Linked DNA regions of Homo sapiens: regions 1, 3 and 4 are each linked to region 2. A link is a loop called in an ENCODE intact Hi-C map of the cell type or tissue named here. Cell type or tissue: dorsolateral prefrontal cortex. All regions are shown on one strand. Each heading gives the region's core, and the rest is flanking DNA. Links, peaks and the distances in the headings are about the cores only. Region 1 holds the start of LINC03146 (long intergenic non-protein coding RNA 3146). Region 2 overlaps KSR1 (kinase suppressor of ras 1). Region 3 has its middle 49 kb from the start of MIR4522. Region 4 overlaps LYRM9 (LYR motif containing 9).

Region 1 (5,778 bases), core at 369-5,368, 270 kb before region 2:
GGATTACAGGCGTGAGCCACTGCACTTGGCCGCTTTCATACATTTTAGGAAGACAATACATCAATCAATACAGGCAAGGTTTACATTGGTTTGATCTGGAAGGGCAGGACAATTCAAAGTAGGGTGCAGCTTCCAGAGGTCAGATTTTAAAACTTTCTGATTGGCAATTGATTGAAAGAGTTATTATCGGTAGAAAGGAATGTCTGGGTTATGATAAGAGGTTGTGAAGACCTAGGTTTTGTCACACAGACGAAGCCTCCAAGTAGCAGGATTTAGGGAGAATAGACTGTATTGTTTCTTATCAGACCTAAGGTCCCCGTTGGTGTGAATGCTGGAGGGTATAATGAGGCATCTCCCACCCCCTCTTCCATCGTGGCCTGACTAGATTTTCAGGTAACCCTGGAATGCCTTTGGCCAAGAGGAGGGGTCCATTATTTTTGGTTTACAACAGTGAGAAGTGAGTTGGGGGAGAATTGGACTTTTGTTTGGGTTCTATTTTATACACATCTCTATTGTTTGGATATTCTGCAGCAAACATTACAAATTTTTTTAAATGCTGAAGTCAAATTGATGCCTTCAAGTCTATGAACGCTGTCATCCCAGCAAAGCACAGTGCACCTGCTTTCCCATGTGTTCTGGGCATGTCCTCACAAGTTGGGGTGAGACAGAGTTGATCCCTCTGCCACTCTGCCCACTCCTGCCAATGGCTGTGCTTCCTGGCAAGTCATTGGCTCTTCTGAGCCTCAGTGTGCCCACCCATAATGCAGGCAGAGGCATCTCAGAAGCTCCAGAGTCACTGGGAAATGGCACATGGGGTGGCAGGAAGGTGGGAGGGGGAGAGAACAAGAAGGCACTATGTTAGCAAAACTCAGCATGAGGGAGGGCCAGCTGCAGCCCAGCTCCTTGGCTGCAACCACAAGGGAGGGCAGGGAAAGAAGAGGAAGGAAAGAAAAAAGGAGAGGAGCCAGGCCTGGTGGTTCACTTTGGGAGGCTAAAGAGGGCAGATCACTTGAGGCTGGGAGTTCGAGACCAGCCTGGTCAACATGGTGAAACCCCATCTCTACTAAAAATACAAAAATTAGCAAGGCTTGGTGGTGTGCATCTGTAGTTCCACCTACTTAGGAGGCTGAGGCAGGAGGATCGCTTGAACCTGGGAGGTGGAGGCTGCAGTGAGCCAAGATTGTGCCACTGCACTCCAGCCTAAGCTACAGAGTGAGACTCCATCTGAAAAAAAAAAAAGAGAGAAAAGAAAAGAAAGAAGAGGAAGGGCTACTGCACTCTGGACTCAGTGCCCTCCTTGGTCTCACACCCTTGCTGACCTCCCTCCTGGCACATGAGGTCTTCATGCTGCTCAGGCCCATGGCTGACCTCCTCTCCTCTGGAGTGGTCCATCCCTACCAGATCTCCTCCTGTCCAGCTGAGCAGACCAGGCCTATACAGGCTGCTTCTGGCTCCACTGAGGCCCAGGAGCTTACACCTTTGGACCGGGTGTCAAAAGTGTCCTTCTTATTAGCAAAAAGAATTTTGGAGGGAAAAACAAATGACATCCTCAGACATCCTAGGGCAGAGTCAGAAGCAGAGAGGAGACTGAATGGGCTCGGGTGGGTGTGGAAGGTCACTGCAGGCCGCCATAGGACAGGCCTGGGCTCACAGGAGCAGGATGTGGGGAGGGGGATTGCCAGGCAGGGGTGGGGACCAAAGTGAAGGCCACCTGGTGGGAGCCAGTCAGAGGGGTGGGGCAGGGTTAGATCACAAGGGAATCCAATGCCAGGGGGCCAGGGGATGTTTTGCAATGTGGGCAACTGAACCTGAGATGTGACAAGACCAGTGATTTGGCGACCTGCCCAGGCAGGCCCAGCCCCCAGGGTATTGAGATGACACATTCTAAACTCAGGTGACCCGGGCCTTGGGAGTGCACTAGCAACTGGCTGTCAGTCACGGGGCTCTTCAGATATTTGTCACGTGAATGAGCCAGACAGTAAGTGGAGATGCCCTTCCTAGTCACCTACTGCCGGCGTTCACGCTGTGAACCAGCGAACTAGGCCACCGGCCTGACCCAGTTTTCCCTGTGGCCTGCCAAGCCAAGGAGAAGCAGACGCGGCCGGCGCAGGCGTCCAGGGTGACTCGGAGGCGTGGCTCTGCAGTCGCGGCTCTGCAGTCGCCTTGGAGCGGCTGCCCTTCCGACCCCGCCTGGGCTATGACTCATCTTCGGTGGAGGAGAAAGGGGCCTTTGTGAGCGCCCAGCTCCGGCGTCTCCTGGACAGCACCGCCCTCCGGTGGCCGCGAGTCAGGAGGGCTGGGGAAGCCGCCCGAGAGGCAGCGCCCGAGCTCCCCACGAGCTGCTGTGCCATTGGAAGCGCCAGCGCCCTCCCCTCGGAGTCCAGCCAAGTCGGGGGGAAGACTGGGAGAGAAATCGTCACCCCCTAGAGGGCAAGTGGGCTCAGCCCTAGGAAATGCTTGTTTCTCCAGCCCCTCCCAGACGCCCCGGGGAAACGGCATCCCAGAGCTCCGCTCCCTGGAGGCCCCTCCAGAGAGGGACCCGGGGCCCCGCCCCGCAGCTGGAGAAGGGGTGAATGCCTTTCCTACCTAACGCCTGGTCCGCGGCCCTGCTTGTTGCGTCTCCAAGACCACGTGTCTGCTGCATTTTAAAAATAGTTGTGAACATCTGACTTTCTCCTTTTGTGAGTTGCCTATTCATATCCTTGGTCTGCTTTTCTATTTTCTATTTTTTCTCTTGTTGACGTACAGAAGCACTTTAAAAATGTCAGTTCTGTCGAATGTGTTGCAAATATTTTTCTAAGCTTAGAATTTTACCTTCTGATTTTGTTTTTGGTGATATTTGATACACCACACGACATTTTGATGTGGGATGACCTTTTGATGTTTTTCTTTTTCTTTCTTTAGTTTTTTATTTTTGAGTCAGCGCCTCACTCTGTCACCCAGGCTGGAGTACAGTGGCGTGATCTTGGCTCCCTGCAGTCTCCGCCTCCCGGCTCAAGCCATCCTCCCACCTTAGCCTCCCTAGTAGCTGGAACCACAGGTGCACACCACTACGCCCGGCTAATTTTTGTATCTTTTGTAGAGAGGAGGTCTCGCTATGTTGCCCAGGCTGGTCTTGAACTCCTGGGCTCAAGCAACCTGCCTGCCTTGGGCCTCCCAAAGTGCTGGGATTACAGGCTTGAGCCACTACTCCCGGCCTTGATGTTTTCCTTTATTCTTTCTCCCTTTTGTTTTTTTTTAATTGTAAAACTGCTCCCATCTGAGTATCACACAGACATTTCAGATCTATATTTTTTCTTTTCTGCTCCTCTTCCCCCCTTCCCTTCCTCCATTTCCTCTTACTCCTTCATTTGGCTTTTAAACCCACCTGGGACTAATTTTGATATAAACTGGAAGATAAAGATCTAAACTTATTTTTTTCTGAATAGTCAACTTTTCATATGTCATTATTCAGGCTTTCTCTCTTGTTTGTTTGTTTGTTTGTTTTGAGACAGTCTTGCTTTTGTCTCCCAGGCTGGAGTGCAGTGGCACAATCTCTGCTCACTGCAACCTCGGCTTCTCAGGTTCAAGCGAGTCTCCTGGCTCAGCCTTCCCAGTAGCTGGGATTACAGGCGCGTGCCACCATGCCCGGGTAAGTTTTGCATTTTTAGTAGAGATGGGTTTTCGCCATGTTGACCAGGTTGGTCTTGAATTCCTGACATCAAATGATCCACCCGCCTCGCCCTCCCAAAGTGCTGGGATTACAGACGTGGGTCACCATGCCCAGCCCAGCCTTTCTCTTTTAGTAGAATATTTCCTCACTGGTTTGAAATATCACTTTGATTATAAACTAAATGCTCGGGCCTATTTCTGGCCAGGACCCTGACCTTATACATTAAGCCAAAGGATATGGACTTCTTAAAAAAATCATATTAGGCCGCTAATTATGGATTTAGGACATTTATTCACATTGTTTTAGGCTCCAACTAAAAGCAGGCTTGAATGAAGCAGCTGCACAGGAAAACTGGATAGGAAAGATTTCATTTAAAAGGACATAAACATTTTAAATTCTTTTTAAAAATTTATTATTATTTATTTTTAATAGAGACAGGGTCTGGCTTTGTTGCCCAGGCTGGCTTTGAACTCCTGGGCTCAAGCAGTCGTCTTGCCTCAGCTTCCTAAAGTGCTGGGATTACAGGCATGAGCCACCACACCTGGCCAACATTTTCTTTTCTTTTCTTTTTTTTAATTTTCTTTTTTTTATTTTATTATTATTATACTTTAAGTTTTAGGGTACATGTGCACAATGTGCAGGTTAGTTACATATGTATACATGTCTGGCCAACATTTTCAATTCTTATTATACAAAATGTCAAACCTTCCTCCAGAATGGACATAAATAGACTAATGCATATCCTCCCAGAAGCATATGAGAATGCCCTTTTCACTACACCGTTCTGAGGTTGAGTATTATTTGTAAAACTATGTCCTAGTTTGAAAGGAAAAATAGGATCTCATTGTTCTCTCATAATTTGCATTTCTTTAATGCTTGAGAGTGAATTTTTTCATGGTCATTTATAAAATACCTAGATATAAGCTTGACACAAAATGTGCATGTCCTATAAACAACAAAAACTTAACTAAGAGGTTTTAAATAAAGTTTACATACATGGAAAGGCATGTGATACTCGTGAATGGAAAGATGCCAGTTCTGGCCAAATTAATATATAAGTTTTGTGTGATTCTTTTTTTTAACACATTTTTTCTTATTTTTAAAAAAATTAGAGACAGCCTCTTGCTGTGTTGCCCAGGCTGAAGTGCAGTGGTGTGCTCATGGCTCACTGTAACCTCAAACTCCTGAGCTCCTGTGATCCTCCCACCTCAGCCTCCCAAGTAGCTAGGACTACAGGTGCATGCCACCACGCCCAGCTAATTTTTGTATTTTTAATTTTTTTTGTAGAGATGGTGTCTTGCTGTGTTGCCCAGGTTAGTCTCAAATTCTTTTTTTTTTTTTTTTTTGGAAAGAGTCTCACTCTGTCCCCCAGGCTGGAGTGCAGTGGTGCGATCTTGGCTCATTGCAACCTCCACATCCCTAGTTCAAGCAATTCTCACGCCTCAGCCTCCTGAGTAGCTGGGATTACAGATGTGCACCACCATGCCCAACAAATTTTTTGTTTTTTAGTAGAGACGGGATTTTCCCATGTTGTCCAGGCTGGTCTCAAACTCCTGAGCTCAGGCAATCTGCCCACCTCAGCCTCCCAAAGTGCTAGGATTACAGGCATGAGCTATTGTGCCCGGCCTGGTCTCAAACTCTTGTGCTCAAGCGATCCTCCCACCTCAGTCTCCCAAAATGCTGGGATTATAGGTGTGAGCAACTGCCCATGGCCAGTTTTGTGCAATTGTATTAATAATAAAAATTCCAATATATTTTTGGGGAATTTTGCATAGTGAATCTAAAGGTCATAGACAAGTGGGGACAACCAAGAACACTTTGAAAAAAATGGCCAGCGAAGGAGAACTTGTTCATATTAGCAGGTGTTCTAGAAAGACCCTCTAATCTCCCTACCCAGCTGGGATTTTGAAGAGATGTTGTAGTGAAGTTATTATTTTCAGAGACATGGGCCAGGTTAAGGGAACCAAGAGGGGAAGTTGAAGCTTGTGCAACAGCAGGACTCCATTAGCACCCCAGACAGTTCGGAGGGTCGGCCACACCCAAGTTACAGCCCTAGGGCTGCAGTCACTGCCAGAACCACAGCAAAGCAGGGAGGGAGCAGGACAAATACATACCCCCTCCCCTCC
Region 2 (5,778 bases), core at 415-5,414:
GGCCAGGGAGCTTCTCCTGGGACTTCTTTTGGGGACGGTGGAGACGGAGATCTTGTAGGAATCTCTCTCTTTGCCTTCACCTCAGCACGCACGTGGCTGGATATCTCCTGACATTCACGCGTTGTCCTGAGCACACCCCTCCCCTCCCTGCATTGAGTGATGGCCCATTTGATTAACCTCCTCTCCCATTCTGCTCTGTCTTTATTATGCTCTGAAACTGTGCCTTTTGCTAAACCTCCCAGTTTGGGTTTTTGTAAAAGCAAAGGGTGTGTTTGGAACACGGCAGTCACAGAAAAAGTTCTTTTTGCACAATCAGCCAGACCCTTGCTGCTTTCCCTGATGTCCCCAGATTGGGCCTTCATCGTCCCCTGCACAGAGGCCTCACTCTCTCCAAGATCCTGTCTCTTTGGTCGTGGCAGCACCAATGGGTCAACCCTCCCCCCAACCCCCACTGCCCGCCCGGCTGGCCCGGTGGTTCAGCTGGAGAAGGCACGCCTCCTATCGTCCCCTGCTCTGTGCTGTGCAGGGGCATTGCACTTGAACTTCAGGGGTAAACCTGGGAAAAGATTATAGTCACGTGCTGCTTCACAACGGGGAAATGTTCTGAGAGAGAGATTCCGTGATTTCATTGTTACGTGAGCATCATAGAGCGCACTTACGTAAACCCAGATGGTATAGTCCTCCACACGCCTCGGCTGTGTGGTGTAGCCTGTTGTTTCTAGACTGCAAACCTATGCAGCATGTGACTGTACTGAATATTGTAGGCAATTGTAGCACAATGCTAAATATTTGTGTATCTAAACATCTGAACACAGAAAAGCTACAGTAAATATACAGCATAAAATATTAAAAATAGGGCTGGGCACAGTGGCTTATGCCTGTAATTCCAGCATTTTGGGAGGCCGAGGTAGGCGGATCACTTGAGGCCAAGAGTTCAAGACCAGCCTGGCCAACATGGTGAAACCCCATCTCTACTAAAAATACAAAATTAGCCAAGTGTGGTGGCACATACCTGTAGTCCCAGCTACTCAGGAGGCTGAGGCATGAGAATCGCTTGAACCCAGGATGTGGAGGTTGCAGTGAGCTGAGATTGCACCACTGCACTCCAGCCTGGGTGACAGAGCAAGACTCTGTCTCTAAATCAGTCAATCAGTCAATTGTTCTTTATTTGTAGGGGACTGGAAGCTGCTCTGGAAGAATTCCTGTACACTATTGTAGACTTTATAAACACTAAACACTTAGGCTATACTAAATTTATTTTAAAATATTCTCCTCAATAATAAATTAACCTTAGCTTACAACTTTTTTACATTATAATCTTTAAACATTTTTTTTAACTTGGACTCTTTTGTAATAACACTTAGCCCAAAACAAACATATTGTATAGCTGTACAAAAACTTTTTTTTTGAATTTTTATAAGCTTTTTTCTATTTTTAAAATCCTTATTTTTTCTTTTACTTTTTAAACTTTTTTGTTAACTAAGACACACACGCTAGCCTAGGCCTGTGCAGCCTCAGGATCATCAATATCACTGTCTTCCACCTCCACATCTTGTCCCACCGGAAGGTCTTCGGGGCAGTGACATACATGGAGCTGGCATCTCCTGTGATAACAGTGCCACCTTCTGGATACCTCCTGAAGGACCTGCCTGAGGCTAGTTTACAGATAACTTTTTTTTTTTTTTTTTTTTTTTGGTAAGTAGAACAAGTATACTCTAAAATCATGATTAAAAGACTGGATGTGGTGGCTCACGCCTGTAATCCCAGCACTTTGGGAGGCCAAGGTGGGCGGATCACCTGAGATCAGGAGTTCAAGACCAGCCTGGCCAACATAGTGAAACCCCGTCTCTACTAAAAATACAAAAATTAGCCAGGCATGGTGGTGGGCTGGGTGCCTGTAATCCCAGCTATTTGGGAGGCTGAGGCAGGAGAATCGCTTGAACCCAGGAAGCAGAGGTTGCAGTGAGCTGAGATTGTGCCATTGCATTCCAGCCTGGACAACAGAGCAGGACTCTGTCTCAAAAAATAAATATATAAATAAAAAAAATTTTAAAAATGATTAAAAGTACAATATAGTAAATACATAAACCAGTAATACAGTTGTTTATTCTCATTATCAAGTAAGATGCTACCGTGCATAATCGTGCGTGCCATCCTTTTATACAGCTTGTAGTTCCGTGGATTATTTCCCGCCAGCGTCACCACAGACACGTGAGGAATGCATGGTGCTGCCCTGTTACCACAGCTACCACATCACTAGGCAAGAGGAATTTTCCCACTCCATTATAATTAGGGCCACCGTCATGTATGTGGTCCCTTGTTGACCAAAACAACATTCTGTGGCACATGACTGTATTTACACCCCCATTTGACAGTGAGACAGCTGGAGAGGTTAGCCAACTCCCTAAGGTCCCAGAGCCTAGTTATGTGGCAGAATTGAGGTTGGAACATGCTGTCAGCTTCCAGAACCCCAGTGTATCCTTTTCAGTCACCTATGAGAGAGAGAGAAAAAAATGTGGGTAGGGAGTGGTAAGGTTGAGACACTCTGGAGGTACAGGTGGGGCTCAGGGGGAGGAGGCCATTCTTCCGTACATAACACTGTTAAACTTTTCAGAATCACTGTTTCTCTCCCATTGTATTTTGCCCTTCTGGGCTCACATGCATTTCACAGAGTGCTGGTGACCGGAGACGGGGTCTTGGAATGCCCAATCCTCCAGTGCAAGCCCCTTTAGTCCTGCAGACTCCTGCCAGGGCCCATTTTCTCCCAGCTCTTTTCCTCCTTCCTGCATGGTTTGGCCTGTCCTTGCCAGGTCCATCTGGGGTAGGGCTGTCCCAGCCCAGTAACAAGTCCCTGCCTCCCAAGCCGGTACCTGCAATTCCGCTCCTCCCTCCTGCGTTGGCCGTTCTGTGTGTGTGACTCACCTCCTCTTCTGTTTAAAGCTGCCTACTTCATTCATCATAGACAGCAGTTTATCTTTCCAGGTGAGTCCTTTGCATGGTTCCATTAACTGCCCTTTGCTGTGACCCCTTCTGTCCTGCCCACCTGGGCAGGGCGCCCTCTCTCTGGGTACCTTTGGAGATACTTGAGTCTCCCTCCACCTGTTCTGAGAGCTGACTGCCCATAGAGGATGGGAAGAGGGCAGGGCAAGTGCCCTGGTGGTAGGCCTCTTACGTGAGAAGTTCTTGCTGGGAGGGACCCTGGAATCCATCCCATCCAGCCTCTTGGCACAGAGACTGCAGGCAACCTTTTCAAGGTCACACTGCTAGGAGATGGCAGAAGGACTAGAATCTGGGTTTATAGAATGGGGAGAGGACTTTTTGCTAATGCCTTATGAGCATATGTCACCGTATCCTCCCTTGCACAATGATGGGAGGATATCTTATGCACAATGTCTTAGAGAAGTAGAAACCCATTTGGGAAGGTCTGCGGGCTTCTCTTAGTGGGCTTCACCCTTCTGTGCCTTACCACACAGTGCCATCTGCTGGCCATTGCTGGAAATGCCTCCTTATTGCAGAAAGTTTAAAGGAAAACGCTTTCAGTAAGTCAATACATTGAGTCCCTTCTGCAAAAGTTGTTTTCTACACTTACTATGTACCAACCTTTTCATTCCTGCCCCTAAAGTGCTTGAGATCAGTGCTTTTTACTGTAACTGAAGGTGATGAGCATAATGGTGTTTAAAACAAAGACTGTAGCTGTTTTTTTTTTGGATTGAACAGGACTGTCTTGAAGTCACAGTATTTTGGTTACTCCAGGCTTTTCTATTCCCTAAGCCAGCTCCATTAGGGGGTTGACTTGGAGCATCTGTGAGTCCTTAGAGGACCATCCATATGGCGTTGCTCAGGTGTGTGCAGGGCAGCAGTCAGGGCCCTGAGAACCCGCCTCCCGGAGGCTCCCTCTGAACAGCTGAGCAGCCTCTGCAGTTTCACACCGGTTTTTTGTTGTGGTTCCCCTGGTTACTAGCTCTAGGATGCACGCAGGGAATTACCCCAAAACATTGGGAAGATATGGCTCTTCTCCCAGAAGGGTCCATTTTCCCCCGAAGATATGTCACAGGGAGGGCAAGGAAATACATTTTTATTAAAGCAAACGTGGACACATTTTGGAGCAGAATGCATGATACACTCTTAACTTTTAAGCAAAAGCATGAGGATTCAGAGAGGCATTTTGCCTTCCCATCTGGGGTTTGGGGAGAAACCACACCCCAACTCTTACTACTTCCCTCATGCTTTAGGTGTGTGTTTGCCTCCTTTGGAACATTTGAGCAGTGTGGGATGGGTGGAAATGCCAGGCCCCTGCTGGTAGTCTGCAGACACACTGTGTCCGGGGGAGGCCTTACCGGTAGAGGCTTCTAAGGTTCTGATCCCCCAGAAATTGTGCACAGGATGTTGGGCACATGTGTGCATTTCCCTGATAAGAAGGCCCACGGCCTCTATCAGATTCTCCAAGTCTGTGAGGTCCCAGAGATGTTGACAGCCTGTGGTTCAGATGACCTTCAAAGGCAGAAGAAAGCCCTAGAAGAAGGTCGAGGGAGGTCTTTTGGCTGAGCGGGGAGAGTCTTTGTCCACACAGGCAGGAGAGAGGCCTTTGATAGCTTCAGCCACTGCCACTTCCTGTCTCTCTTTTTGCAGAAAAGAGCGGGGAGTGAGCCGTCCATGGCGGCCCTGGGGCCACCAATCTCCCTGTAGCACTTTGGTTCCATGCTGGAGTAACCTTTGGTTCTGGTCTTCCTGGACGTGGGACTTTTAGCGCCAAAACTGGGAACACCCCAGGCTCAGGGATCAGCCCCAGCTGCCCACTCTTGGGCCCCTGATATGTGGCGTTTCTTCCTCTCCCCTGAGAGCTGCTCCACCAGTGACCCATACCTGAAGCCGAGGGCTCGGGGCCTCTGTGCTGGAAATTCCCAGCAACTGTATCAGCCACCAGGTGTCGCTAATGAGCCACCTGCATGTCCTGCCACCGGCCTTGCTGGCCAAAGTGAGGGAATCTCATTAGTTTCAAGGGTTGTTGCAAGCAGCCCCTGCTTCCAAACAGCAGCTTTAGCCAGCCTGTCCAGTAAATGAGAGCCCAGTTTGCTTTTACCACTTGCTTGGTGGGGGGCAGTTTGGCCACAGGGGCGTGGTGGTAATGAGAAGTCTCACCCTCCCCACCTGCCCAGATCCCCTGCCCAGAGCCCCTGCCCAGAGCCCCTTCCTGAGACACAGCTGTGTATGCAGAAGCAGGTGCTGTGGAGGCTGCGTCCTTGCAAAATTTATGGAAGGGCCCAGGCTGGTCCTTGTGGGAGTGTCTGGGGAACATGTGGCAGTCCACTCAGGGGAAAATCAGCCTCTCTGGGGGTGCTGGGTTTCAAGCACGGTGTCTCTTTGGGGAGAGGAAAGCAATCTCATGCTTTGTGTTTGGTTTTTGTTTCCTCCAGACATTTCAGCCTTTGCACACGCAGCCCCGCTCCCTGAAGCTGCCGACGGTACCCGGTAGGCATCCCTAGGTGGTGTCCCCTTCGCTTCTTTGGGGAATTATTAAGGCTGGATCCATATCCCTGGCCACCTCCCACTCCACCTTTCCATCTCCAGCCAGCCAGATGCAGAACTCCCTGGGCTCATTCACCCTCTGGGCAAGTGAACTCCACAGAGGGTTTTATTTGCCTCCTATCAGTGCGGTCAACATTGGGTGGGGCCGCATGTGAAACTGGAGCAGTCTTGGGACCCAGGCGGGTTGGATAGAGGGCATTTGGAGTTAGAGAAGCCTAAGAATAGCTCCTGTGCAGAGCCCTTTCTCTACCA
Region 3 (5,778 bases), core at 281-5,280, 360 kb before region 2:
CCTCATTAGCGCCTGGCCCCTTCCCACCTGTCAAGCCTAATTCCCTGCACATGCGCCCTGAGCTTCCTCCTGCAGTTCGCTCTGCCTGGAAGGTCCTTTCTCTCCTTTGCCTGTCTGGGGAGCTCTGAGTCTGAGTTTTTAGCCTGGGAAGGCTTTCTCCATTACATTCTTGAGGCCTCTCACAGAGTTAGGAGAGTCCTCTGCTCCCATAGCTCTGTGGGTATTTCCCATCTGGAGCCTGCAGCAAGCTGGAATGAGAGGTAGTAGTAAGAAACCAGCCCTCTTTATGAGTAAACGTGTATTTGGTAACTGATACAGCTGAAGAGCTGGTCAAGTCTTGCTTTCCTCGGAACAATGCTGCTGATTTGTACAGTTGATCACTCTCACCAGCCCCAGATTATTTCAATGGCTCCACATTGTGCCTGGGATTGAGTCCAAGATTCAAGTGCCTAGCATGCTGCAAGAGCCCTAAATGACCTATGGGTTCCTCCAGCCTCATCTCCACCCATCCCACCCCTACCCACCTTGCATTTCCTCACAAGGGCCACACTCTCGCACCTCCCACCTTCATTCATGATGTTCCCCCTGCTTGGAATACTTTCTTCTCATGTCCTACCCTGCTTCATCTGACTCCTACTCATCTGTCAGAAGTCACCTGCTCTGGGAAGCCTTCCCAGGTTAATGAGAGGTGAGTCAACTTCCCCCAGCAAGATGGAGAAATCAGGATGCCCCTAAATAGGGGGTTGGATAAATCCAGGATTCTACCTCCACAAAATGAAATAAAAATAGAGATGTGAATTTTCTTATTTCTGTATTAGGCAGTTTTTAAAATACTGTTGTGTTCATGGCAATATATTCAAGAATGTAAAGTGAAGAGTAAGTCCCTCCTCCTGGTTTCAGTCTTCCCTGAGGCACTCACTGTTGTCAGTTTCTTGGGTGGGTCTTACAGACATGTTCTACCCCTAAACGGGTATACACGTATGTCAAGGTGAGAGAGGGGTAAAGATGGGGGATACAAAATGTATTTAAGTCATGGACCCTGCACCTGAGAAACTCACAACTTCTTGGGAAGGTTAAGTCAGCCCTACTCCATGAGTTAGAGTATTAAATGGCATGTGGGAACCTGAATGAGGTCACTCACTCAAGGCCACTCACAGCCACTCAGAGCCAGGATTCAAGCCCCAAAGAGATTGAATGGGCTTGTTCTATAAACCACCCACCTGCCATAAGTAAAAGGGACACCTTTCATAAGTGGTATCAAGACAGAATTCCTAACCCCCAGTCCCCAGGTATAGTTCGAATGCACATTATTGTAATCCCTCTATTGCAAAGTCCTGGTTCTTGGACTTTTAAAGCTGGGACATAGCTGAGTCTGGGGCTGGAAACCAGGACTGGCAGGTGCAATAAAAGTAATAGTCCATCAAGCTTTGTTGCTTGAACTATGGTTACCATAAGTAATTACAGGAAAAATAAACAAAAACACTCCATGAAGCTGAAGTAGTAAAATGAGACTCCAGCTTCGAGAACAGACACGGTATTAAAATTGGGGCATCTTTGGGTCTGGCATCTCCACCCAGGCCATTTGACATGTGAGAAAATCTCGAGAGGTGAAGTGACTTGCCTGAGGTCACTGGGTTGATTTTGACAAAATGAAGATCAATATGCCTGTTTCCTATTCTGAGTTAGTCACTGTCCACAGCACCGCCTTCCCCACCACCAAGGGGAAGAGAGGCTGCAGGACAAGGTGAGCGCACCCATGTCCTTCCTGAGATGAGGCCTGTGCACTCTTGAAGTATTCTCTGACTTCAAGGGAGAACCAGTGGGAACGTCAGGCTTGGAAGACCAAGTCAGGGACTCAATTACGGCCTCACTGTCATTGTTTCTAGCTACAAACTATAAACACCGACTGCCTGAATGGAGAAGAAAATGTATCAGAAGGTAAACAGGCAGCTCACAGAACCACCACAAGACCCTAAAACTAGGTTTAAAGCTGCACAGTCAGGGACAACACCCCCCGACGGAACCCAAACCCTATGTGCCGAGAAACCTCGATGTGTCCCCAGCCGGCTCAGCGGCCCCTGCTGTGCCAGGAATTCAGATGTGCTGCACTGCCGACCATCCACAGTGGACATTCTCGGGAGTCCTGGCCTCCCTCAGAACCCCCACGCTCCCCTAAGGTCTGGCACAGGCCCCTCTGGTTGGCCAGCCCTCGTCACATGCGCTGGCTGTAGTTGCAAAAGGGAGGCTGAGAAAGGGGAAACGGAACATTTCCGTTTCTCTAGTAGAAGGTGAGGACCTCCTCCCGATCCAATCATAAAGTAGGAGTCCCCCAAACATGAGAAAGGAGTTCAAATGCCCAGTGGCTCCAAAAAGAAGATAAATGTCCTCCACCTGTTGGAAGTGGGGCATAAAGAAGATGGATGAGTCCTAGAGGAGGAAGGGAGAGGAGACCCTCCACAGAGCAGGGGCAGCTGAGTCTGTTAAGTGAAATTTGACTTAGTGGTGCAGGAACATGACGCATGAGGCATAACTCCACTATCCCAATAGCACAGGGCTAGGGTTGCCAGATGAAAGTCACATGCTTGGGGAATTGCAACACAGGAAGAGAAATTGAGCAATGAAGAGAAATTGAGAAATGAAGTCTCCGTACATTAAAGAGGAAGGGAAGGCTAATCTCTTCCTACCCTGGTTAAGAAAGAATTTGAATGGAGAAGAGGAGGAAAGGAGGCTGATTTGCATTAAGCACCTACTATTTTTGAGCACCAGGCCCTGAAATGTGGCTGGCGTGATCTCCTTTAATGTGGAGAAACAGAAACAGTACAATCTTGATAATTTGGGGATTTGGGAAAAGACTCCTTTCCCGTATGTTTCTTCCGTTAGTGTTACAGCCTCCTGGCCTCTCCCCTTCCTGCAAGCCCCTCCTGGAAAGAGGAGGTGATTGTGAGCTGCAGAGGGCAGTGTAAGCCTGGCTCTGCCTGCCTCCTGCTTTCCCTTGGGTGGGGCCTCCCATCGGCAGCTGGCGAGCACAGCTGTCATGCAGCCAGCCCTGCAGTGAGGCCCGCATGTCTGAGTCCTGCCTATGACCAGGCAGGTGGGTCTAATTCTGGGTATGACATTAGGATGTTGGTTGTTGCCTGGTTCATCTAAGCCACACCCTCAATCCGGGCCTTTATCAGCAATGAGGGTGATACTGCAATCCATACCTATCTTACTCCTTTATGTCTCAATAGTTTAGAACTCACACTGAGGAAAAGGGATGCTCCTTACCAATCCCCCTTCTCAAATCTCACCAGTAATTTCTGATAGGATTAGCACAGCATTTGACAAATATTAAAGGATTCAATTTTTAATCATCCTAGGAAGCAGGGCTCTTAACTTGAGATTTGGGGATGGACTTCAGAGCATGGGACATTCATTTATTCATTATTTTTCTTTTCTTTTCTTTTCTTTTTTGAGACAGGGTCTTGCTCTGTTGCCCAGTCTGGAGTGCAGCAATGCAATGACAGCTCACTGCAGTGTTGACCTCTTGGGCTAAATTGATCCTCCCACCTCAGCCTCCTGAGTAGCTGGGACCACAGACATGCCACCATACTCACCCCCTCTACCATAAAGTCTGAGGGAAAATTACTTTCTCTCCAAGACATTCTTGCAGCTGAAAATGTTACATAACATAGTTGGCCAATGAAGTATAAGCCAAAGAATTCTGGGAGCTTCTGGAAAAATTTTGCTTCCTTGATTGGAGCTGTGATTCTTTTTTTTTTTTTTTTTTTTTTTTTTTTGAGACAGAGTTTTGCTCTATTGCCCAGGCTGCAGCGTCAGCTCACTGCAACCTCTGCCTCCCAGGTTCAAGGTATTCTCCCACCTCAGCCTCCTGAGTAGCTGGGATTACAGGTGCCCACCACCATACCCAGCTAATTTTTTGTATTTTTAGTAGAGACAATCTTTCACCATGTTGGCCAGGCTGGTCTCAAACTGCTGACCTCAGGTGATCCACCCACCTCAGCCTCCCAAAGTGCTGGGACCAGCCACTGTGCCTGGCCAATGTCATTAATTTCTTATGTGTCCTTTCAGAGATACTTTATTTGGACACAAGCAATTACAAATACAGTTGACCCTCTGTATCCACAGCCTCTGTATCTGCAAGTTCTGTGTTCATGGATTCACTCAATTGCAGATCAAAACATATTGAAAAAAACAATAAAAATAGTAGTACAATAGTAAAAAATACAAATACAAATAAATAATACAAATAAAAATAAAAATAGTAAAAAATAATACAAATAAAAATATCATAAGTAATCTAGAAATGATTTAAAGTATACAGTAGGATGTGCAAATACTATGCCATTTTATATAAGGGACTTGAGCATCTTTAGATACTGGTATCTGCAGGGGTCCTGGAACTAATGCCCTGTGAATATGGAGGGATGATGACTGTATATGTATCTTTTGCCTCCTTTTAGACAAATAGTAGAATACTATACACACTGTTCTGCATCTTGCTTTTTTTCACTTAAAAACACATCTTGGTGACAATTCCATATCAGTACTTAAAGCATGCCAAACTCTTTTTAGCATCAGCATACTATTCCACTGTGTGACTGGAGCATAATTAATTTAACCAATTCCCTACCATGGGATGTATATGTTATTTGGAATCTTTTTTAAAGGATAGAATCCAGCTCAAGAACTTCTAGCCATGCAAGTGACTCAAAGCTTTAATGCAGAGTAACTTTAGGCAAGTTGCTTAACCTCTCTGAGGTTAAGTGTTTCTTATCTTCCTTCCCACCACAATGGCTCCCCAGAGCCCATCACTGCCCTGGGGAAGTGCTTTTATATTTCCAGCCCCACACAGTAGCATCCACCTTCATCTGGGGAGTGGGGGTCGAGGAGGCAGGAATAGGAGGTTTCAACCAGAGGACAGGTCCCCAGTGTCTTGGCCAAGGGAGCCTGGTGGGGGGCTCTCTCTGGCTGCTTCTCACGCCCTTATGTTGTCACCCTCTGAAATATGCTGTTTGCCTTCCCTGACGCTGACCTAGTTGGCAAGGACTGCAGAACAATGTCAGGCCCAGGGCCTGGTGCATCCTGGGGATGTCACCGCAGAGCAAACATGAGTTTGCTGGCTGGGTGTCAACAGGAAGATACATTAAGGGCAAATAGGAGCGAGATCCCTGGCATGGAAACAAGAAGAAGGCTGGCTGCTGGCTCTGTGTGGGAGTTTGTTTATTTATTCTATAAAACAGCTTTATTGATATGTAATTCTCATACCATACAATTCAACCATTTAAAGTGGACAATCTAGTGGTTTTTGTGTATTCACAGAGCTGTGCAACCATCGTCACAAGGAATTTTAGAACATTTTCATCACCCAGAAAAGAAATGCCATGCCCCTTAGGCAATCACTCTCCCATGCCCGCCCTCTTTTCAGTCCTAGGCAGCCACTAATCTACTTTATGACTCTATAGATTTGCCTGTTCTGGACATTTCATACAAATTGAATCATATAATACATGGGTTTTTTTGACTGGCTTTTTTAACTTAAGCATAATGTTTCCAAGGCTTATCCATGTCGTAACACCAGTACTCACTTCTTTTCATCACCAAAGAATATTCCATTGTATGGATATACCACATTTTTGGCCATTTCGAATAATGCTGCTATGAACATTTCTGTGGACATGTGTTCCATTTCTCTTGGGTATATACCTAGGAGTGGAATTGCTGGTCATATCGTAACTCTGTGTTTAACCTTTGGAGGAACTGCCAGACTATTTTCCA
Region 4 (5,722 bases), core at 723-5,722, 280 kb after region 2:
GTCATCACCAGGTAAACCAAAGACAAGAGATGGAGGCCACATGGCTGACAGCCCATCTGTGTGCACTGCCGTAATCTCACCAGCCCATGGGATGTGCAACCTGTAGCAGTGAGAAAAGTGAGCCTGACAGGTTAACAAATCTGCCCCAAATCACACCACCACTAAGTGACAGACTGGGATTCAAATTCAGGTGTCTGTATCTCCAGAGCCCCCTCCAGCAGGCCACACTGGCTGACTCTGGGTGAGACCTTCATCTCCTTCTTCCATTTGCTTGGAGGCTACTCTGTAAACCTTCAACTCTATGCATTTGAGAATTGAGAGGAGAAATGAAGGACCCATACGCATGGTCCACGCAGGGCTTGGAGTAGTGGAAGTCAGAGGGCAGGGTGGAAGGCAAGGCTGCTGCTGAGGATGGGAGGCTCTCCCAGGCTTCAACAGTGCCCCTGTGTGCACAGTGCTGTGTGCATCCTGCCTCCCCTACCGTGGGCCCCTGCATGACCGGGCTCACTACCCTCTGTGGCAGCACAGGGGCTGGGGGAGAGCAGCCAACACACTGTTCACCCACCCCACCCCTTGCTGGCTCCCTCACAGGCCAGCCACATGCTGGAGCTAGGCAACCACTGTCTGACATGTGGCAAGTCAGCACAGCTGGACCAAGCACCTACCTAGGAACTAAAGGTCATAGAACCACTCCAGGAGCTGGTCAAGAGCAAACGACACTAACTCTATCCTGAACCCTTGTCAGCCTTCAATCATTTCTCTCCTGTTGGGGAAACATCTGGGATACAGCTGCCCCCACTCCTATGATCACAATACAGCCCTGCCACCTGAGGAGGGGCCCCCAGCTCAACGGCAGGGGTGCAGACAGGGGCCTGGCTCAGCTTTGGCCCTAGCCTGAAACCCCTCAGCTTGCCCATACCCTGGTGGGGCAGATCTGACCTCATCAACTGTTGTCTAGCAGTGGGGCCAATCCCAGTCACCTTCTCTGAAGAATGACCCCTCCTGGGCAGCTTTGTCTGACTTGACTCTAGGTTCTCAACAGTAGATGACACTCAGGAAGGAGACAACGTATGCTTAGGGAACGTATGGTTTATCAGTTGAGAAGACACACGAGCTTCCACAAATTGATATATTTACTTCATTGCCAGCGGAGTACACTCGCATACATAGATATCTCTGAGTCACTTTAAGTCACATAACTGCAAGGATACAAACAAACACTAGTTCATCCCTGTGGCTGAGTGCCCTTGGGGAATACTCAGATCCCAGTGGGGCTTCTCTCTGCATCTTCTGGCCACTCTGGCCGTTCTCCCTGAGCCCACCCACCTTCTCCCCCTCCCTTCCATTCTTCCACGATGGTAGCAAAGCAGGGAAGTGCCAGTGGAAAGAGACTGCAGGTGCACAGAGGCTTGGACAGGCCAGAGTCCATGGCAGCTGCTTTGGCGTCTCTCCTTGGTTCATGTGGTGGGCACTTCACCACTTCAAGGACACTGTCAACTCCCTGAAGGCAAGGCCCAGGGCTTTGACTTCCCTAGGCATGGAGAGACAGTAGTCAGGAAAAGCAGCTCCTTGGCAGACTGCTGGGTGTGTGACAACTGTGAGGGCTCAGGGGCTACAAGCAGGGACAGGGCAAGCTCGCAAACAAAAAACTGAGACCCGATGCGGTGCATGCGGGGAGCAGAGCTGTGCAGGGCGCTGCAGGAGCAGAGGAGGGGGCGGGGCAGGACGGCTTCCTTGAAGGGAGCCCTTCAGGCACTGTCATGTGCCACATCCTGTGTGAGGCACTTCACCTTCATCTTATTGCATCTGGGATTCAAATCCAGATCTGTCTGGTTCTAAAACCCACGTGCTTTCTTCTGTACAGGTTGCTACCTGAGGGGACATCTGCTCTGGGACTCAGAGAATGATAAAGAGATCTCCAGAATAAATGAATCACTTTCAGAGAAAAGTAAAAGAACAAAAACACAAAAATAAAAAACACACAAAAGAAGCAAAAAAATACTACATTCTCCCCAAATTTCACATCGTAAGTGGCTGGAAGTGCAAACATAAAGGATGCTAGCAACATGGCCGCGGCAAGAGGAGCCTCTGGAGCAAGGTCAGCTTCTCCCCTGATTTCTGGCTTTCAGCCAACAAGGCCAATGGCTCTTCCAAACCAGCTGCTGCTGCTGAGCTCCAGAAGAGGGGCCTCTCAACTTCCAGAGGCCAGGAAGGCTCACCCTCGGAGCTCTCAGTTTTGTTTTTTATACTGCAAGACAGAGAGATTCGAAGTGGAGGAGGGAAGCCAACAGGGGCAGGAGGACTCTGGAGAAATCTCAGGCCTCCATCATCTGGACCTCACCTGCCTCCTGCAGGGGCTTCTTGGAGGTGGTGAAACCCAAGCAGGAGGCACTGGGCAGCCAAATCTCTAGTTCATGCCTGGACTCCCTTTCTTCTTTAGTGAAAAAGGAAGCTGACAGGGCTGGGGAGGGAGGATAGTGATAACTCACTCTGGAGAGTGAGTTAGAAGGACAGGGAGGTATGGTCACACTCCAACTCTCTAGGTCCTTCTAATACCAGCATCTAAGGGCCAAGACGCCAGTCTACATTCCTGACTCACTCCCTTCCTCCACCAAAACATACTGAATGTTTCCTCCATAATTCTGCCCCAGTGTGAATACCCCCCAGAGACAGGGAGTCCCCCGCCAGGACAGCTTCCCTCTCTGCGGCATCACAGTGCCACCGCCGGCTCTGGCACTATAGCTTTCCCTCCTTCTTCCTGCTGCCCCCTCTCAGCTCGATCAGCACTGTTGGGCAGAAATTTGCCTTTAAGGATGAAGAGTGAGAGCCCCTCCCCACTTGCAGAATATAAATGCAACCAGAAGGGATTTGTCTTCACCTTTCAGCTTCTGGAGGAGGGAAGCAGCTGGCTGGTGGCCTCCTCCACAGGGACCATTCTCAACTGTGGGGCAGGAGTGGCCTCTAGTGGTCATGGGGATCACAGCCATCATCACCCCAGCTCGCAGGCAGAGCCCAGGGGCCAAGCACCTACTTTGTTCATGATCCAGTCAGCATCTTCAATGGCTCTTTTAATAATCTGCTGGATTCTCTCAGGGTTGTCTTCATCTGAATGAACCCGAAAACTCTGCAAGTTTAAGCATAAAGAAAGATGACTAGGCAAAATTCCCAGGACAGGCAGCTTCAGAGCACCAATCACAGGCCAGGGACACTGCTGGGCACTTTATACCCAGCAGCTCTCTTCATCCTCCATAGACTGTTATGATTATCCCACACAGAGATGAGGAAACAGAGGCTCACTTGCTGCTGAACAATAGCATTTGAATCCTAGTCTATGTGACTGCAAAGCATGTACTCCTGCCACCAAGGTAGGTGCAAAAAGACTGGCCCCCAAGTTACTGCCAAATCAAGCTAGGCCCAAAGGCTATCAGGCAGTAGAGTCCAAGGGGAAACTTCCATCTCTCTTCCTCAGAAGACGCTGCTTTCCCCAGGGTGAGATCTCTGCATAGGCTTTACAGCAGGGAGGAAGAAGTAGGACTTCTCTCGGCCCAGTGCTAGGAGAGCTACACAGGGAAGGGAGGGGAGGTAGTAGATAGAGTGGCCTCAGGAAATCCACCCAGGCCCAGTGCAGAGCATGGGATACTGTTTGCTTTTGACCAGATATTCATCCTTGAGAAGCAACCTAAGATTCAGGTTTTGCTTTTCAAAAAGAACTGGCACCAGGCATGGTGGCTCATGCCTGTAATCACAGCACTTTGGGAGGCCGAGGCGGGCAGATCACCTCAGGTCGGGAGCTGGAGACCAGCCTGACCAACATGATAAACCCCATCTCTACTAAAAATACAAAGTTAGTCGGGCGTGGTGGCACATGCCTGTAATCCCAGCTACTCGGGAGGCTAAGGGAGGAGAATCGCTTGAACCCAGGAGGCAGAGGTTGTGGTGAGCTGAGATTAAGCCATTGCACTCCAGCCTGGGCAACAAGAGTGAAACTCCATCTCAAAAAAAAAAAAAAAAAAAAAAAAAAAAGAACTGGCACCTCCCTCCCCTGTCACTCCCAGCCCCACACATCCTCCTGCTCATCTTTAGGAGCGCCCCCCGCTCAGCATCCACCTCTGGCATGCCCTCCTTGACTCCCCCAGACAGCTAACTGCTCGTTCTCCATGTTTCCACAGCCCTCTGTGGCTACCGCCACCTCTGATTTTTTTTTTTTTTTACTTTCCATATTATATGTGTATGAATTTTAGCTAACTTTCTATTTGGAAATGATTTCTCACTTACAGAAAGTTGTGATAATAATACAAAGAATTTCCTACCAGAATCACTGACTGTTAACATTTTGCTACACTCGCTTTATCATTCTCTTTATATAAGTATGTATAAATTTTTTCAGAAGCATTTAAGAGTAAGTTGCAGACACGCTATCCTTACCCCTAAACATTCCCATGTGTAGTTCCTAATGACAAGGGCATTCTCTGACATAACCACAGTAATCAAATTCAGAAGACTCAACATTGATACAACTCTATAATCCATAGCCCATATTCCAATTTCATGCACTGCCCCAGTAATATTCATTTTTTTTTTTTGAGGCAGGGTCTCACTCTGTCACCCAGGTGAGAATGCAGTGGCACAATCACAGCTCATTGCAGCCTCGACCTCCGGGCTCAAGCAATCCTCCCACCTCATTGTTTGATTTTTCTGTAGAGACAAGGTCTTTCTATGTTGCCCAGGTTGGTCTTGAACTCCTGAGCTCAATCTGCCTGCCTTAGCTTCCCAAAATGCTGGGATTACAGACATGAGCCACCATGCCTGGTTCCCAATAATATTCTTTACAGCATTTTTTTTCTGGTCTAGGATCATACATTACATTTAGTCACCATATCTCTTGAGTTCTCTAATCCAGAACATCAAAAATGTCAGCGTTGTGTTTCACGACACTGACATTTTTGATGAGTACAGGCCTATTAGTTATGTGGTAGATGGCCTCTCGATTTGGTTTTACCTGATGTTTTCTCAGGATTAAATTCAAGTTGTGCACTGTTGGCAGGGATGCCTGCCTAAATGATGTCGTGTCCCACAGTCTATTTTAATTACCCACTTAGCTGCCTCATGCATGCCCTAGCACAGCTGGTGTGCTGGGTGAGGCACCCTCTGTTTCCTGGACAGAGAGGAGCTGGGCTGCCCAGCACTGGTTTCCTGTGGCTCTTCCCACACTGCCACCTCACCACCATCTCAGAGACTAGCTCTGTGCCCTGGCCTTGGCCTCTGACCTGCGCCCCTAAGCCTGCCATTAGAGGCAGCCCCCAGACCTGGTAGAGCCAGCTCGCACCTGCCTGACAGCATGCTTGTAATGCTGCTGGATGCCCTTGGTCGGCAGCTGCTGGCAACAGCGCAGCAAGTATCGGTAGAGCTGCAGTGGCCTCCGAACCAGTTCTGCTCCTGGCAGCGGGGCCATCCGTGAGACCCTCTGTCCCTGGAAAACAAGCAGGATCACTTCCAGGGCATCAAGCCAAGTTCAGTACTCAGCCCTGACCCCCAGTTCCCAGTACTCTGGGAAGCAAGCTTGGTGCAGTGCAGAGGCCCCTCCTGTCCCATCCCATGGAGCCTGCACCTTGGGGTGGGGTGGGCATTCAGTTCAACAGAAGCTCTAGCCCAGAGCAGGCCCACAAGACCAAAGGTGAGTGTGGAGGGAGACTTACAGCCTCATCCCTGGCGTCTTCTTTCT

The links. Hi-C counts contacts between places; a loop is a spot of excess contacts. Peaks named below come from ENCODE experiments on the same cell type or tissue, not always from the same donor. Only the 100,000 strongest peaks of a DNase experiment are listed, where the experiment ranks them.
Region 1: it touches region 2 in a loop (5-fold over the local background); 15 of 110 quality-filtered maps call a loop at or near these places.
Region 3: it touches region 2 in a loop (7-fold over the local background); 105 of 110 quality-filtered maps call a loop at or near these places.
Region 4: a loop joins it to region 2, with 3 times the contacts of the local background. A loop is called at or near these places in 8 of 110 quality-filtered maps.

The regions. Positions count from the first base shown.
Region 1 is chr17:27,330,747-27,336,524 of GRCh38, forward strand. LINC03146 (long intergenic non-protein coding RNA 3146) reads left to right here and starts at 1,749. Exons shown (of 3, transcript XR_007065677.1): 1 at 1,749-2,681; 2 at 3,514-3,631. RefSeq lists an enhancer at 1,800-2,349. In dorsolateral prefrontal cortex, for the core only: CTCF peaks have their summits at 2,283 (motif pointing left) and 2,485 (motif pointing left); DNase peaks (open chromatin) are centred at 1,855, 2,235 and 3,035; H3K4me3 peaks cover 1,826 bases; H3K27ac peaks cover 3,734 bases.
Region 2 is chr17:27,598,420-27,604,197 of GRCh38, forward strand. KSR1 (kinase suppressor of ras 1) reads left to right here. Exons shown (of 21, transcript NM_001394583.1): 11 at 2,941-2,982; 12 at 5,415-5,469. Among named protein-coding and RNA genes, the nearest start is that of LGALS9, 30 kb to the right of the region's middle. In dorsolateral prefrontal cortex, for the core only: CTCF peaks have their summits at 1,609 (motif pointing left), 1,811, 3,476 (motif pointing left), 4,927 (motif pointing right) and 1 weaker place; DNase peaks (open chromatin) are centred at 1,602, 3,462 and 4,922; H3K27ac peaks cover 1,710 bases.
Region 3 is chr17:27,242,484-27,248,261 of GRCh38, forward strand. No RefSeq gene overlaps it. Among named protein-coding and RNA genes, the nearest start is that of MIR4522, 49 kb to the right of the region's middle. In dorsolateral prefrontal cortex, for the core only: CTCF peaks have their summits at 2,960 (motif pointing right) and 3,161; DNase peaks (open chromatin) are centred at 2,161, 3,008 and 5,110; H3K4me3 peaks cover 730 bases; H3K27ac peaks cover 4,730 bases.
Region 4 is chr17:27,877,243-27,882,964 of GRCh38, forward strand. LYRM9 (LYR motif containing 9) reads right to left here. Exons shown (of 4, transcript NM_001076680.3): 2 at 5,327-5,470; 3 at 3,032-3,124; 4 at 1,116-2,248. The coding sequence starts at 5,452. The coding sequence ends at 2,231. Among named protein-coding and RNA genes, the nearest start is that of LYRM9, 13 kb to the right of the region's middle. RefSeq lists an enhancer at 4,723-5,413. In dorsolateral prefrontal cortex, for the core only: CTCF peaks have their summits at 2,962 (motif pointing left) and 3,164; a DNase peak (open chromatin) is centred at 2,949; H3K27ac peaks cover 4,059 bases.